2 separate regions of the Mus musculus genome follow, and region 1 is linked to region 2. A link is a loop called in an ENCODE intact Hi-C map of the cell type or tissue named here. Cell type or tissue: left cerebral cortex. All regions are shown on one strand.

Region 1 (8,000 bases), 92 kb before region 2:
TGAAACCACAACCCTTGGAAACTAAATAAAATACTACTAAATTATCTGTAACTCTAAATTTTGTAACATACTACCATTAGGGAATTTGTCCACTCACCAAAATTATCATGAATATGAGCATAGATGTGATAAGAATATTTCATTATTATCACTTCAGTGAGGACTTTTATGGGGTGAAAGCCAGTCCTGAAAAGGTTTTAAAAAAAAAGTCACTCTCCGGTGAGAGGTGCTAGAGAGGGAAGGGCTCAAGTGTGCCCTGTTTTTCTGGTTCCAGTGAGGATGCTATTCCTGTTGTTATTACAAAAATCCCGACAAAGGCATATAAAAGAAGGGAGTACTTGCTTTGACTCATAGCGTGAGAATGTGGTCCATCATGTCAGGAAAAACATGGTGGCAGGAGCACAAGGCACATGGCACATGGCAACCACAGTCAGGAAGGAGAGAGAGAGAGAGAGAGAGAGAGAGAGAGAGAGAGAGAGAGAGAGAGAGAGATGCTCAGCTCACTTTCTCCTTTTTATTCAGCCTAGGGAATGAATGGTGCTGCCTATATTTAGGGTTAGTCTTCTCACCTCAGTTTCTCTAATCTAGAAACTTCCTGCAAAATGTGACCAGAAGTGTATCTCCTAGGTGTCCCTAATCCTATCAAGTTGACAGTACTGACTGATTCAGGTATATTTGATGTTACTGCATGATGTCTTCCACTGTATTCCAATACTTTCCCCTTTTTACTTTGAAGTAGTTATAAAGGTAGACTAGGGAATTATTTTTAAATTTCCTTCCCCCCCCCCCCCAATAACATGATCCAAAATTTCTAACAACTTTGACTCTCTCTATCGCATGAGAGGACAGAGTCAAATAAAGACAATGGGCATTTATGTAATCCTAGACTTGTTTTTAAAACATTGTATGCCTCCCCTTGTAGTGGTTAGAATGTGAAATGCCCTCATAGGCCATACATTTAATACCTTGGTACACAGTTGGTAATACTATTTGAGAAGATTTTGAAACCTTCAGGAATCATGGCATTGTTGGAGGAAATGTCACTTGGATGGCTTTTGAGTCTTGATAGCCTGGACACACTTTCTGTTCACTCCTGGCTTCCTGTGTGTGGATGAAAATGTGACCATCCACCGTCCTGCTCCTGATGGCATGCCACATCTTCTCAGCCACCAGCTGTGGGGCTGTGAAAGGCAGCCTGTTTTGGTTGAATGAGGCTTGCTCCAGAGATCCATTAGAAAACTCTACAAGGGACAGAACAGTGAGCCACGTTCCCAGAGACAGGTGCCTGACACCCCAGAGCCCCCAATCCCATAATTCTGTGACTATCAGTCACACAGACAAAGCCCTAAGCTCCTGGCATTCTAGCTAGGTTCCACCCTCACAGTTACCTGACTATAGCCAGGTGTTGTGGCCGCCAGCAGCTCGCAACGTGAACGGTTTAACTGAGAAGGCCGCTCGAGCTGTAAGAGAGGAATCTAGACGGGGTGGAAGAAAGAATGTAGCCAAGACAGTTACTCTGATCAAGGCTCAAATTTTATTGTTGCGACACTAGTTATGAAGGAAGGGGGAGGGGACCCGATTCCCGCCGAATAATCTCTGGTCCAGTAGAAAGGTGCACGGGTGTGGCTCCGCAGGTTCCAGCAGTGGGCGTGGCAGAACGAATGAGCAGGAAGCTCCACCCCTGAGCAAGCAGGTTTCAGGCTGGGGGAGGGGAGACTACAGCCAGGTATGCTCCTCCCCACAGTTACCCGGCTTTTTACTCTCATCTGTAGTCCTCCTTCTCTCCCTCCCTTCTCTCTTCTCTCCACATGGCCATGGCCAGTCTCCCTCTTTCTACCTTCTCTCTTTCTCCCTGTCTTTCTACAATAAAGCTCTAAAAACCATAGACTGTCTCTGCTCATCAAGCTTCCCGCCCCCCCCCCCCCCCCGCTTGAACGATGGGATAGGCTTTCCCTTAAAGAGCCTCATCTAGGCCTTCCTGTGCTCTAGCCACAGACAGAACCAATGATTCTCACCAGCATGGGAACCACACAGTGCCCCCTCTCTTCCTGCCCTCTCCTCTCTTTGGTCTCAACTCTTCCGTGGTGTCCAGCGGAATCTGGGGTTCCCTAGACTGAGAACCTATCTTTGGCCTCTAGAGGCCCAGAGACCTTGGACTGCTCCTTGTCCAACCCCAGAGGGCTGGAATCCATGGCTTCCCATAGCCTGACACCCACCTGTGGCCATGTGGAGAGCAGGCAGCAGTCCTCCACGTCCACCTGCCCAGAGCACTGGAACTCTAGCGGGATGCGGGTTTTCATTCCAGCAATAGAAAAGTAACCAGGATTCCTAATTTCCACCTTCTTCCTTCTGTCTTCTCCCATCTCTCCTCTTCTGCTTTAAATTGGGCTCTGTCTGTCTGTCTATGTATCCATGTATCTATCAATCATCTATGTATCTATCTATTTATCTATTATCTTCTTAGCTATGATCTATTACATATATCCATCTCATCTACCTATCATCTCTAACTATATATCATTTCTATCTATCTCATAAAGTTATCAATCCATCAGCTATCTCTTATCCACTATATATCATTTTATCAATCTATATCTATCATTCCTATTTGTCTATCCTCTCTCTCTCTCCCTCTTTCTCTCTCTCTCTCTCTCTCTCTCTCTCTCTCTCTCTCTCTCTCTCTCTCTCTCTCCTTTTCTCCCCTCTCTCCCTAATTAAAGCATCTCCAAAAGCAAGTCTCTACATCTGGTTCTTTTATAGCATTAGCTTGCTGGTGAGACTTTCTACCTCAACAATAAAGAGCTCCTTGCTCTTTCCCAAACTTATTCCACCCTGTCTGCACACACAATTCTTTGAATTGTCACTGCCATGGCTCCATCACATAGAAAGCCCACCAATTCTCTAGAAGCTGCTTCAAACACCATCTTTGCAATTCACTCCCAGTGGGACAAAATGGAAGACACCTCCTGCCCTATGCCATATGAAATCTGAACTATGCTTTGGAAACATGGTTCTGACATAGGTGTCCAGAGTGAGTGCCGGACAAGGGGCAGAAGGGAGGAGCCCAGGGTGTTAACATTCAGAAAACTTTACTTTTGAATGCCTGTGAGCTATATTTTCTCTCTCTCCAATTTTTCTGTCTTTTCTCTAGTCTTACACTTCAGTGGCACAGGTGTCCAGTAATTTTATTTCTTGATGGGAAAAAAAAGGAGTTCTAGCTGTTTGGTGAGGAGGCTGAGCCCTTGTAATGAAGATATAACCATAAGCTCCGTCTCTGGAGTTGAAAGTCTGCCGTGTAAACACGTCGGTGACTCAGACGCATTCAGTCTAGACAATTGCACTTCGCCATGTGATGATTCCATCTGAAAATAGGGTCAGTCAGGGAGAAAATGGACTTTGTGAGCCCAAACCAACAAGTCATTCATGGAAAGCTGCAATTTTCATTTTATCCCTGGGTTCTTGAATGAAGCCATCCATGTCTTTAAAGCTCTGGAGAATTCTTTCTCTACTGTGTCAGAGAAGACGTACTTTATAAGTGAATGAGTTTAGCAGGTGCCTGCCAGGCTCTTATTACACCTCAAGGTGTGTGGCAAGGTAGCCACATTTGAACCTCAGCAGACTCAGTGCATCCTTTGCTTTCTTCTCCCTGCCTCTTTCTCCACCTCCCGCTTTCCTAGTCCAAGTCAAGAATAATGAAAGCTTCCTTGGCAAGATAATTGCATTTAATGAACCAACCAAGGGGACAGTAGGTCTCTTCGGGGACTTGAATGAACTAACCTGTGCCCTTAGGTATAGGACGGAGGATTTCTTCCCTTATCCCTGACTCAAAGCAGAAAGATAAAGGTTCTTGTAGCCAAGACTGAAAAACTGAATTCAATACCCAGGGCCCACCTGGTGGAAGAGATCCAGAAACTTGTCCTTTACCTGCCACAAGAGTAAATCAGTAAATGTAACAATACAGCATCACTGATGTGGACAAAGGTAGATGTGCTAGGTGGGTTTTGTCAATTTGACACCAACAAGAGTCACCTGGATAGTGTGAACCTCCGCTGAGGAATTTTCTCCATCAAACTGGCATGTAGGTATGTGTTGACTGATGATCGATTTGGGAGGGCCCAATCCACTGTTTTGGATGGCACCCCTAGGCAGATGGTCCTGGGTTACAGAAGAAAGCAAATTGAGCAAGCCACAGTGGAGCCAGGAAGCAGCATTTCTCCAGAGTCTGCTTCAGTTCTTGTCCCGACTCCCCTCAATGGTAGATTATTACTCTGGCTATCCAACTAAAAGCCCCATTCTTTCCACTCACTTCCCCCTGCCAGATTTTGTGCAAATCCTGTGCCATGCACTGAAGTGGGGATGCTGCCAAGAGAACCTCAGTCAATCTTAGGAAGCTACTTCCAGGAGAGAGCCAAGAACACTAACCTTGTTCTACCCTGTTTCTTCAGACCATGATTTCCCCAAGTGTACCTCTCTCAATTGCAATCAAGTCTGGACCTAAGTTAGCCCAGAGTTGGGTGAACCTGAAACCTGAATCTTTGCATTCTTAGTAAACATGACCTCCTAATCAGCATTCAGAGCCACTAGGAGGTATTAAGAGTAGGGTCTTGTTGTTCCAACAGAAATAAAAGGACAAGCTTACTAATGGCATTGGAATTAAAGAGTGCTTGGTCATCATTGATTTTATTGAGGTTCATTGGTGTGCAAATGCCTGCTCTGAGGATAGCTGTTTCTCCAAGGTCATTGAGCTCATTCTAATATGTTGTAGCACAGGGAAATAGGTCTGCAGAGACCAGGCAACAGCTCTATCACTTTAAACAAGCATGTGTTTTCACATGCATACTTGTCAAGATAAACAGCTGGAATTTCTAAATATCAGACCATTTGAATGTCAAATTGGCTCAGGCTGAACTCAGATCTTTCAAGCACTAATGGCCTTGGGTCGCCCCCCTCCCCTTGCTGAAAAATACAATGAATTATTGATTCCCAAGAAATTCTCTTTAATAATTCAGGGATTGTGCTTTTGTCTTTGTATATTTTCAAACTGGCAGAATCTTACGGAAGTGTTTTTCAAATCAGTATCGAATCAATAATAAAATAAGTAGATTTTATGCTTTTCAGAAAAAGCCTGGTAGTACCAATTAAGAAATAGGACATTGTGGGTTCTGGGAAGACTGCTCAGTCTGCAAAGTTGCCATATAAGCACGGGGACCCCAAAACCCACATAGAAAAGCAAGGTGTGGTGGTACACACTCGCAACCCGAGAAATAGAGAGACAGAAAAGGGCAGATCCTTTGGACTTGCTGCCCAGCCAACCTCAACTACTTGGGGAGTTCCAGGTCAGTGATTTAGGATCAGATAGTTTTAGAGTTGCTAGCGCTGTGGTGAAACCATGACCATAAGCAACACGGGGAGCAAAGGGTTTATATCACACACACTTTCATACTAGAGTCCATCATCTAAAGCTGTGAGGGCAGGAACTCAGGCAGGGCAGGAACATGAAGATAAGAGCCATGGTTTAGAGGTACAGAGCCATGGTACAGAGGCCATGGTGAGTGCTCCTTACTGACTTGACCTCTGCCCCCATGGCTTTCTCATCCTGCCTTCTTAGAGTACTCAGGACCACCAGCCCGCAGGTGGCACCAACTACAGTGAGCAAGGCCCAACCATATTAATCAGCAATCAAGGAAATGCACTCCAGACTTGCTCCAAAGAAAATTATGTAGAAATATTTTCTTCATTGAGAGTCTCTCTTCCCAGGCTGTATCAAGTTGACAAAAAAAATCCAGCAAAGACATATAGATACATGTATGGATATGGATGGACACATAGACATAGTTACCATCTATGGAACAAGAGCTATAGATGTTCTCTGACATAGATATGTGCATGCAGACCCCCATACTCATGCACACACACATAAGCATGCATATACATACATGCAAGACATTTGACAACATAATTTCACTTTTGAATCAATTTAGTAACTCATGTATATCATCTCAGCACTTGAGAGGGTGAAGCAGGAAGATCCCAGCAAGCTTTGTCTAAACAGTGAGTGTGAGACCATTCTGAGCTACATTTCTGAAGGTATATTCTCCAGTAAATAATTCATATAGGCTGGAGTTGAAGTTCAGCTCACTGGCAGAGAGTTTGCCTAGCATGCAAGAAGCTTTAGATTCAATCCCCAGAGCCATACATAGAAAAGAGGTAGGGAGGAAAAAAGCAAGAAAGGAATGTGAAGTCGGGTATAGAAAGGGTTAATGTATTTTGCTGTCATGTCATAAACCACACTGTATTCTAGAGAAATGGAGAGAGAGAAAGGAAAGGAAAGGAAAGGAAAGGAAAGGAAAGGAAAGGAAAGGAAAGGAAAGGAAAGGAAAGGAGGAAAGAAGAAGGAAAGAAGGAAAGAAGGAAAGAAGAAAGGAAAGGAGGAAGGAAAGAAAAGTATAAGCACAAGTGGATGTGAACCATAAAACTAATTTAGTTACTATGCAACCCAGTTTCCTTACAGGTAAACTGAAGATTGGAGAAACCACTATAATTATAATCCAATCTTTTTTACATAACCAATGAACACCACTTCATTTGGCAGCATCTATACTTTCTTTCTCTCCATGAATGCTGAAGTAATCTGAGTATTCTGAAGTCAGAAGCCAAGATGGACCATTGACCTAGCAGACTCAAAGATATTTGTGACCTGTTCTGTGAAAACCCAGGTTGATGACAAAAGCGTGGGAGCAGTGAACATATTATGTGTTATCATTCAGCAAATGCAATTACTAGAAAGCAGATGGATGAAGCAGACTTGGGTTCCTGTGTGTGTGTGTGTGTGTGTGTGTGTGTGTGTGTGTGAGAGAGAGAGAGAGAGAGAGAGAGAGAGAGAGAGAGAGAGAGACAGAGACAGACAGAGACAGACAGAGACACACACAGAGACAGAGAGACAGAGACAGAAACAGAGAGACAGAGAAAGAGAGGAGAGAGGCAGACAGACAGACAGACAGGAGACAAACAGACAGACAGACAAAGATGAATACACATGACTGTGAAGAGGACAAGATTTCCTCTTCTATTTCTCTCTACTTTATTTGTGTTAGCGTCTCTCATTGAATCAGAAGCTTGTTAGTTCAGCTGGTTTGGATGGTCAGTGAGCTCCAAGGATCTACTTGTGTCTACCCCTGATGCTGATAATATAGACATATCCTGTCATGCCCAACTTTTATGTGGATGCTGGAGATTTGAACTCTGCACCTTATATTTGCACCAAAAGCATTCTTACCCACCAAGCTAACTTCCCAACTCCTTGGATTCCTTTCAGAAGGAATTTACATTTGAATATATTAGTCAACAAATTTTTGTTTAAAAAGTGAACCAGAAAGCAAATAGTTTTAGCTCTGAAATGTACAACTTTGTTCATTGCTACTGGGCTTGCCCACTTCTGCATGATGTGTAGGTGAAATCCCTGACCTGAGTGGAACCTGGCTCTACTCTTTTTTCTGGTTTGTAGCTCTCAGAATAACTGCAGATGTGCATGTATTCCAACATCCTGAGATAAAGAGAGGTTGTCTGGGCTCACCTTCCATCTGTCCCTCACAGAAGGCCCTGACATTCTTTGGTCCAGCCATCCAGGTAGTGCTTGGGATTTCAGAGCCCAGGGTGGGCTGATTCTGAGGGAAGCCAAGCTTCAGTGCAGAATGAGGCCTGGATACAGAAGACTTTAACCTTTGAGGGTTTCCCCATTATGAGTTTCAGGGAAGGAAGTGGTAAAGTAAGCAGAGTGGGGTTGAACTTGCTTTATGGAAACTAGCTTAATATAATACATTTTTAAAAATTCTGTGTTGCATTGAAATTTCACTCAGAGAAACAAACACTGGGTCAGATTTACCTGACTGGCCTGTAGGCTACAGTTTGCTGCCTCTCTATTCAATCTGCTCTAGCTATCTAGCAAATAAAAATGGAAGCACTGCCTATCTTAGTCCATTTTGACCCAACTGACATTTAAA
Region 2 (8,000 bases):
GTCTGTGCCAATGAACAAACATTCAATAGCTACGTGAATAAAGAAGGTAGGGCACAGAGACACATGTACAGAAAAGCTGAGGTAGGGTGGGTGTGTACTCAGATAGAGTGGCACCTGCTACAGCTACACTGGAACTTTGACATATTTAGCATGTACAGCTGGGGATAGGGACTTGTCTGAAAGAAGGTTGCTGTAGGCAAGCAATCTCAGGCTGTAAACACCTGGGAAACATTCATGCACACAGGCACAGGCACGTGCATAAGCACACACTCAAAATAAAATACAAACTTTAAGACTGTCTTGTACTTTAAAGCCTTATTAAAATCATGGGACTTCAGTGCATCTTGACTCTCAACTTGGGCTTCCTTCTTCCATGTGTGAGCATCTTTCAAGGCTTCCCACATCTTTTGACTTCTTAAATAAATTCAATGTAATTAGTGCAGATGTTGACTATCGCAGTGAAATATGTAAAATGTAGTAGTGAATTGTGTGTAACTTTGAAAATAGTAATTAGATACAAAACCCTTTCAGAACTGCTGGCTATATTTTCTTTCCATCTCCTACTCTTTTATATATATATATATATTGTCAGGTCATTATCAATATTTCTCAAAACATAATTCCTAAAATTATGAAACTTAGACATTTCTCACTTTTTTCCTTTTGGTCTCCTGGTTTATCTATTCCGTCCTGATTGACTCCTCGTCCTCTTTCTAAGGTTTATTTCCAGAATGGATATGTGTTGCATGAGAAGGCCTGGTGGCCGTGGGGAGGGAGCAGGAGAAGGGACCGAGAAATACCCGGTCCTGCTGGCTTGGGTCCTGAAACCCTGACCAGGGGCAGCAAAGGAATGATAAAGAGGCAGTACAGACACATGCCCAGAAATCAGAGGTGAGGTGGGGTGTGTGCACTCGGATGGCATGGTGCCCACTACAGCCACACTCTGGAACTTCGGCATGTTCAGGATCATGTGCAGCTGGGGCCAGAAGCTTGATAGAAGGTCGCTGTAGGCAAGCAATCTCAAGCTGTAAACATCTGGGAAGGAAGAAGCTGCTGTTGCTCCTTTTGTGCACACTGATCAATCATCAAGAAAGAAGTCTTGCCACCTTGGAGCCTGGCCCACTAGGGAACAGCTTGCCAATGTCCCATGGCTCTAAAACCTCTGCACTTGTTATGGCTGTGCCCATGTCAACAATACACACTCAGTGGGGACTTCCCTCACTTGAGGATCCTATGATCCCTACAGAGAATCCTCTTCCTTAGCTGGTTTGCCTGCCCCAGAGCTGTTTCATGCCTCTGTCCTCAGTGCTGACTCTGAGCCTCTGTGTCAGGGATCATGAGGTAAGGAGCTGTGTGGAACAGCATTACCCACTTCTGGGCTTCACCACAGCCTGTGCTCTGAGACCACACCTAGACTAATTCCAGGTTTTAGTTTATCATCGTGACAACCGCTTCATCTTTTCAAACCCCCATTATCCTCATCTATGAAGAGGCTACGTGATTTTTGTGCTTGAGGGGAAACTGAGGTACTTTGTACTTTGGGTAAGAGGCTCTTTAGAAGATGTGTTAACACTGGACAGACAGATAGTATTACAGCAGTGCCTCTGAAGAAAATTCAGCCCTAGAATCATTCCCTCTCTCTCTCTCTCTCTCTCTCTCTCTCTCTCTCTCTCTCTCTCTGTGTGTGTGTGTGTGTGTGTGTGTGTGTGTGTGTGTGTAGGAAGTGAAGAGTAGGGGTACCTCTAGATGAAGCACACCCATTATACAGATGAAGGAACTGACACTGGTGTGTCAGTGATGTCCCCAGAGTGACACCCTGAGCTCTCTAAACTTCCCTGGGGAAGTAAGAGAGGAGTCTGCTGTTTTTAAGGGGTCTTGTCACCTAGAGGGTTTGTTGGCTGAGAATAGAGAAGAATAACAGAAGAAAGAAGAATACAGAAGAAAGAGGTTGCTACCATGGGCATGGTTGGAGCAGCAGTCTGGGATGGAACCTAGTCAAAGCCACAGCATCTTTCTCTGAGGACTGTTGTGTGGGTTAAGTGAGACAACCTTGTGCCCACTGGCTCATCCCACTGACATACCCTGGGGTGTGTTCAGGTATGCATAAACTATTTCATGAATTAATAATTCACGAGTATTACCTGAATGAGTCTTGGGATTTTCCTCCGAGCTCTAAAACTATCTGTAACTGGGACCCAATCTCGCAAAGAGGCTGAGAAGCTCACTCAACCTCTGCAGCTATTACGTGATAAAAATGATTGAAGCCAGTTGCCAACATAAAAGTGCCTATGTGTGGTTATTAATAATATTGAGCGGGACCCATTACAGAGAACCTGCAGCTTTTATGCTTCCATAATTTCAGCCATGCCATCATCCTCTGCAGAAAGAAGAATCGTCCCCTAACACAAATTCTCCCAGCTCTCTATTTTCCAATAAAGAGAATCCTGCCGATGATGAAAACAGTGACGGGCCTTTTCAAAGGCCCCACTCAAGATGCTGGGGGAGAACAGAACGAGCACCATTTACCTTGTCTGCTACAAATCATCACACACTTGACTGTTTCCAAGTTGAAGGCAGGATGTTTCATTAACAGAGACAGGAAGGGAGGTGAAGCTCTGTCAATTAAGGGCGGTTTCTGAAAAGGCTCTTTTTATTGTTATTATTTTTTTAATCTTAAAAGAAAACAGCAGGAGGAAAATAAACAACCGAAACATCTAAAAGGATGTCACTTATGCCCCTGGCCATGGCATTGACTGCTGTGTCTTATAAATAGAGAGCATTCTCAGAGAAAGTCTTCCACTCCAGAAACTCTTTCTTTCCTATCAGTTAGAGCCATGCTTCTTGTAATGTATCTTCCACAGGAAATGGTTATGGGCAGCTCTGGACCACTGCTTGTAGAAGTTTTGTGTTAAAATGTAATGTGACAGGCTCACAGCAATGACGCCCCTTGTGGCATCTGTTAATCAGAAACCAGCCCCCTAACACTGCCTGTGGTGATCGAAAAAAAATACTGAGATAAATACTAGTATATTTAGCACAGTGACAAACAATGTCAGTGTTTGGTTTGAAAGAAAAAGACGAAGAAGGGAAAATAACCACCCTTAAGAGTTACAGAGTTCCCCCCCCCCCTTGGCCATGAAGCAACCTGAGGAATTGAGAGTCCTTCACTAAAAACCTTAGTTAAATGTTTAAAACAGGAGCAGGGAAAGTCAAAGCATCCCTGTTTTATGAAGCCAGGGCTGGAGTTGATTCTACCCTAGAAGCTTTCGTTCTTTGACATATTAGTGGTTTACAGGATACTGTGAAGAGGGAAGGAGCGAGAGGCTTCATATGGGATGTCTTTTCCCAAGAGCATAGCCACTGAGCCACCACGTATAGAACTTCCTATAACATGCGATTCTTACATCCTCCAGACTGTTTCCTGAGAATGCCCAGAATTCAATACTCAAGGACCACTTGAAAGGCTTCCAGACGACTTAAGGTAACCGTGTCCCACCCTGAACCTGTGTCCAACAACCACAATTCTTGGTGATCCAGAGTGGCTTCTCTCTCACAACAGATAGATGCAGGATTACAATCATTGGCAATATCTGGGGCTTCAGGCATTGATCACATCCCCTGGAAAATGAGTAGGGAGAAGAAACTGACTGGACAAACGAAAAGATAAGCTACATTATCAACTCCCAGGTGCATTTCTGTCCTCCCAATCCTAATGCAAACCAGGCAATACACAGATCATCTTCTGGGAGAGGTGGAAGCAAGAAAGGGGTCTGGAAACAATTCAGAGCTCAGCAGCACTAATGCCTCTCGCTACAGCCTTGCTCAGGGCTGCTATGGGAAGGCTGGGTGTTACCACTCTCAGGATGTTGTGGGAACATCTCCATGGAGTCTCTTGCAATTACATCAGCCAGATAATACTGACCCTGTTTAACCCACGGAAGAGCTATGCAAGGTACAAGTAACAGCACATGCATACTTCACTTGGGAACTGCTTCTGGGAGCCAGAAAAGGGTCTAAGTTTTAGCAAGCAGAACAAAGAGGCAACATGGGCTCCTATCGCCCCCTATTGTTAGAAGCCTGTAAATCTGGGACATCGTGCATCCACCCAGAGTCAGCATCAGGTCCTGACTTCTCCTTTGGCTTTTGACTGCTGTCATCCCCTACTCACAACTGTTCTTGTTATTTTCACCCATACAGCTGATGGACTGGCCCACTGTCATTCTTTTGTTCTTTTAGACGAATGCATCGTGTTGTATGAGGTGTGGAGAAATGACTGAGCAGATAGCATAGCGGCCTGCTGTGGAGAGCCCTGCCAACTATCACAGTGGTCCAACCTGGGCATCTTGTGTCTCCCTGACAACAACCTGTATGGTCCAGCCTTCACTCCCAGCACTACAGCCCAGTGAGGAAGACACTGAAACCTGATCTAGGTGGAGACTCATGCCCATTCATACTGACTCACAAACACAATGCCCATTAAAAAAGAGACTGGGCTCCCATGCGACCCCAGCATATATCCTAGAAACAGAGTACAGAGCCCTCTTTATTCTTCTGCTCCTCTGTCCTCTGCCTGGCTCACAACAAGAAGTTAGCTGAAGCCTTTAAACTTAAATTACTCTCTAGTGTTATTGGTGGGAGGCTGTGGTGTTTATCAGTGTTATCTTGTATTGGCAGGATCCAGACACTGAAATGGTGGCTTTAGTTGCTGTTACAAGACAGCCCCATGCTCCTCATGGGGCAGAATTATGGAGTCTCTCTGGGTAAGGTCCTGTATGGTATGGGTTGTCTCATTAGATGAAATGACAGCCTAGTACCTCAGCCATGGGTAGGTGCGTGCTGAGTATGCTCCTGCCTCAGATTTGGATGGGTTTCTAACGCTTGTTTAAAGTGATACTGGTAAATTGTTTAGGTTTATATAGGATGCATCTTGTCTGTGACCATAGACTCAAGGGAAAACATACTTTCTTCATCCTAGGAAGCTCTTACAGATCCTCTTCTGAAGATACTTCTGTTCCTATCTGGGGGAGTTGATGGCTTTGCTCAGCATACTCCCTGTGTGGTCACCTTGTGCATACAGTCCTCCGTGTCCTGTAGCTCTGCCAGACTCATATGTTAAAGCCCTTTCCTTGTCTTTTTCTCCGTGGTGCTCACTAAGACTCATCAGTGAGAGGACCTTGCAGGAGAAGTGGAGAGTCTGAGTCAGCTCCCTGGACGGTTGTGGTCAGCTGAGAACACCCAGTAAGAATGCCTACAAGGCTCTGAGAAGCAGCCTGAGGAATCCTTGTATCATCACAGACAAGTACATATTTAGTAATACAAATATTTTGCTCATAATCTTTTAAACTTAGGGTTTTTCTTAATGTGTCTGGGTGCTTTGCCGACATTACCAGTTCACAGTCTGTGGGTCATGACCCCTTTGGTGGGTCACCTATCAGATATCCTTTATATGACATATTTATATAATGATTCATGAAGTAACAACAAAATAATTTTATGGTGGGGGGGTCATCACAACATGGGGAGCTGTATTAAAGGGTCACAGCACTAGGAAGGCTGAGAACCACTGGTCTAAATGCATCATGTAAGTACATTGCCCTCAGAGGCCAGTAGAAAGTAATGAATCCTCTGGAATGGGAGTCACAGATGGTTGTAAGACTCTCTGTGGGTGCTGGGAATCGAACACAGGTCCTCTCTGAGAGCAGCACATGTTCTTAACCACTGAGTCATCTCTCCAGCCCTTTGATCATTATTTATAGGCACTGTAGAATCCACACTGTTGATGCCAATCTGTCTAAACCTCACATTAGTCACATTTAATTCTGCCTAGAACAGCAGGTCATTAGGTATTTCTCCACTAGGTCTAAATTCCTCTATGGTTTGTCCCTGCGTGTTATTTTGACATCTTTAATATCAGTGTGCTCATGGTCTTCTGACACATTGCATTTCTACACAGGCACACATGGGGAAGCACACCCATGTGTCAGTCCAGGGGACCCTTCTGGAAACCTCTCTTTCAGGTCTGTGTTCACGTGCCACTGACACCTGTGGCACACCCATTAATGCACACTTTCTTGGGGGATATCATCAAGAGGAACATAGAGATGATCTGAGTACCGGCAACAAAATATCCAATTCCAGTAGACACCCAGTCACTTCCTAACCAAACCCAGTGACTTACCAGGGCTATAGGTGGCTCAGTGGCTAAAAGCAAGTACTGCTCTTGTAGAAGACCCAGGTTTAGCTCCTGTGTGATTTAAGCTCGAGTAGATCAAATAACACCCTCTCTGACCTTCACAGGCACACACACACACACACACACAACCACACATACAGAGGAGGGGGAGGAAGAGGGGAAGGGGGAGGGGGAGGATTAGGGCTAGGGGGAGGGGGAGGGGTGAGGGGGAGGGAGAGGGAGAGGAATTATTTTCTTCTTTCTTATCCAGGGTAGTACAGTCTTGCCGCTGTGGCTAATTACTCTCATTTGGGGATAGCCTGTTCTTTGAGGTTGTGCTCCTCCTGGGATCTTATCTTTATGCCTTCAGCACTGAAGGGGGATGAGACAGACTAGGTAGACACCCACTCCACGGCGATGCACATGCCTGTACAGAGTTAAGATGGAGACTGAGAAAGTTATGGAGGCAGGCACACAATGAAGGCAGAGGAGCCAGTCTTTCACCTCTATGTTACTCTGCTGGTAATTTTATGTCAACTTGACATAAACAAATGTCATCCGAGAGGAGGGAACCTCAATTAAGAAAAGGCCTTCATAAGATCAGAGGCAGGAAAACCTGTGAGGCATTTCTTAATTAGGATTGATGGGCTGAAGGGAGAGCATCCATACCATTCATTGTGGATGGTGCCATCCCTGGGCTGCTGGTCCTGGATGCTATAAGAACACAGCCTGAGCTAACTGTGGGGAGCAAGCCAGTAAACTGCACTCCTCCATGGCCTCTGCATCAGCTCCTGTCTCCAGGTACCTGCCCTGCTTGAGTCCCTGTCTTGACTTCCTTTATTGATCAACAGTGATATGGAAAAGTAAGTCAAATAAACCCTTCTTTCCCAACTTGCTTTCGGCCATGGTGTTCCATCACAGCAATAGAATCCCTAAGTAAGACAGTGACTCATGGGTCCACATGAGGAGGCGTCATCCCTTAGCATGCAACTTAGAAGAACTTGATATGTATTCTCTTACCTTTTTACTGACTCCGACTTCAGCCAAGCCTCAGTGGGCCTCTCACTATCCATAGAGGACGCCATGGCCAGGGACCCTTTAGACGATGACAGAGGGAAGGTAGGCCAAGCTCTCATTTTCAAATTTCTGCAAATTTCACCCTCCTAATGTAGGCTGCGGACCATTTCTCTTGAATTAACTGAACACATCTTATTTCAACAAGCATTACTATAATTCTTCTTGATGCCATGCAGTATAATGGTACATTAACATGATTTCAACTCTTCTTTTCATAATAATCATAGCTAATTATTCTTTTAAAAGGCAGTCATTTCATTTTTTTGAGCCTGTCTCCATTATGAAAGCTCTACAAGCTGACTAAGAAAGACCTTAGGAATTATACTGATAAGGCAAGAATCCCAATAGATTTTTTTCCCATTAATTAATTAATTTATTCACTCTACATCCTGATCTCAGCCCTCTTCCTCCGAGTCTGCCCCTCACATAGCCCCCCTTACCCACCCTCCCTTCTCATCTTATTAAGGGGAACCACCCCATACCCTAGCTACCCACCCACCATGGCACAGCAAGTCACTGCAGGACTAGGCACATCCTCTCCCACTGAGGCCAGACGGGCAGCTCAGTTAGAGGATCCAATAGATTCTTTCTGAACATGCTTTTATTGCTCTAGTGATTGAACCTAGGGTTCCAAGGATGCTAGGCAAGCACTTTTCACTTTTGATTTGGGACAAGTTCTCACTAAGTTGTCCAGGCTGGCCTTGAATTTACAGTCCTCTGCTTCAACCTCCCTCCTAGTTAGAGTTCTGCT

The links. A loop is a pair of places that touch in the nucleus more often than their neighbours do. Peaks named below come from ENCODE experiments on the same cell type or tissue, not always from the same donor. Only the 100,000 strongest peaks of a DNase experiment are listed, where the experiment ranks them.
Region 1: it touches region 2 in a loop (2.1-fold over the local background); 3 of 42 quality-filtered maps call a loop at or near these places.

The regions. Positions count from the first base shown.
Region 1 is chr9:112,027,717-112,035,716 of GRCm38, reverse strand. No RefSeq gene overlaps it. Among named protein-coding and RNA genes, the nearest start is that of Gm39430, 54 kb to the right of the region's middle. In left cerebral cortex, no CTCF peak of the experiment used is centred here; a DNase peak (open chromatin) is centred at 4,337.
Region 2 is chr9:111,935,843-111,943,842 of GRCm38, reverse strand. No RefSeq gene overlaps it. Among named protein-coding and RNA genes, the nearest start is that of 4930545L08Rik, 21 kb to the right of the region's middle. In left cerebral cortex, a CTCF peak has its summit at 4,060; a DNase peak (open chromatin) is centred at 4,055.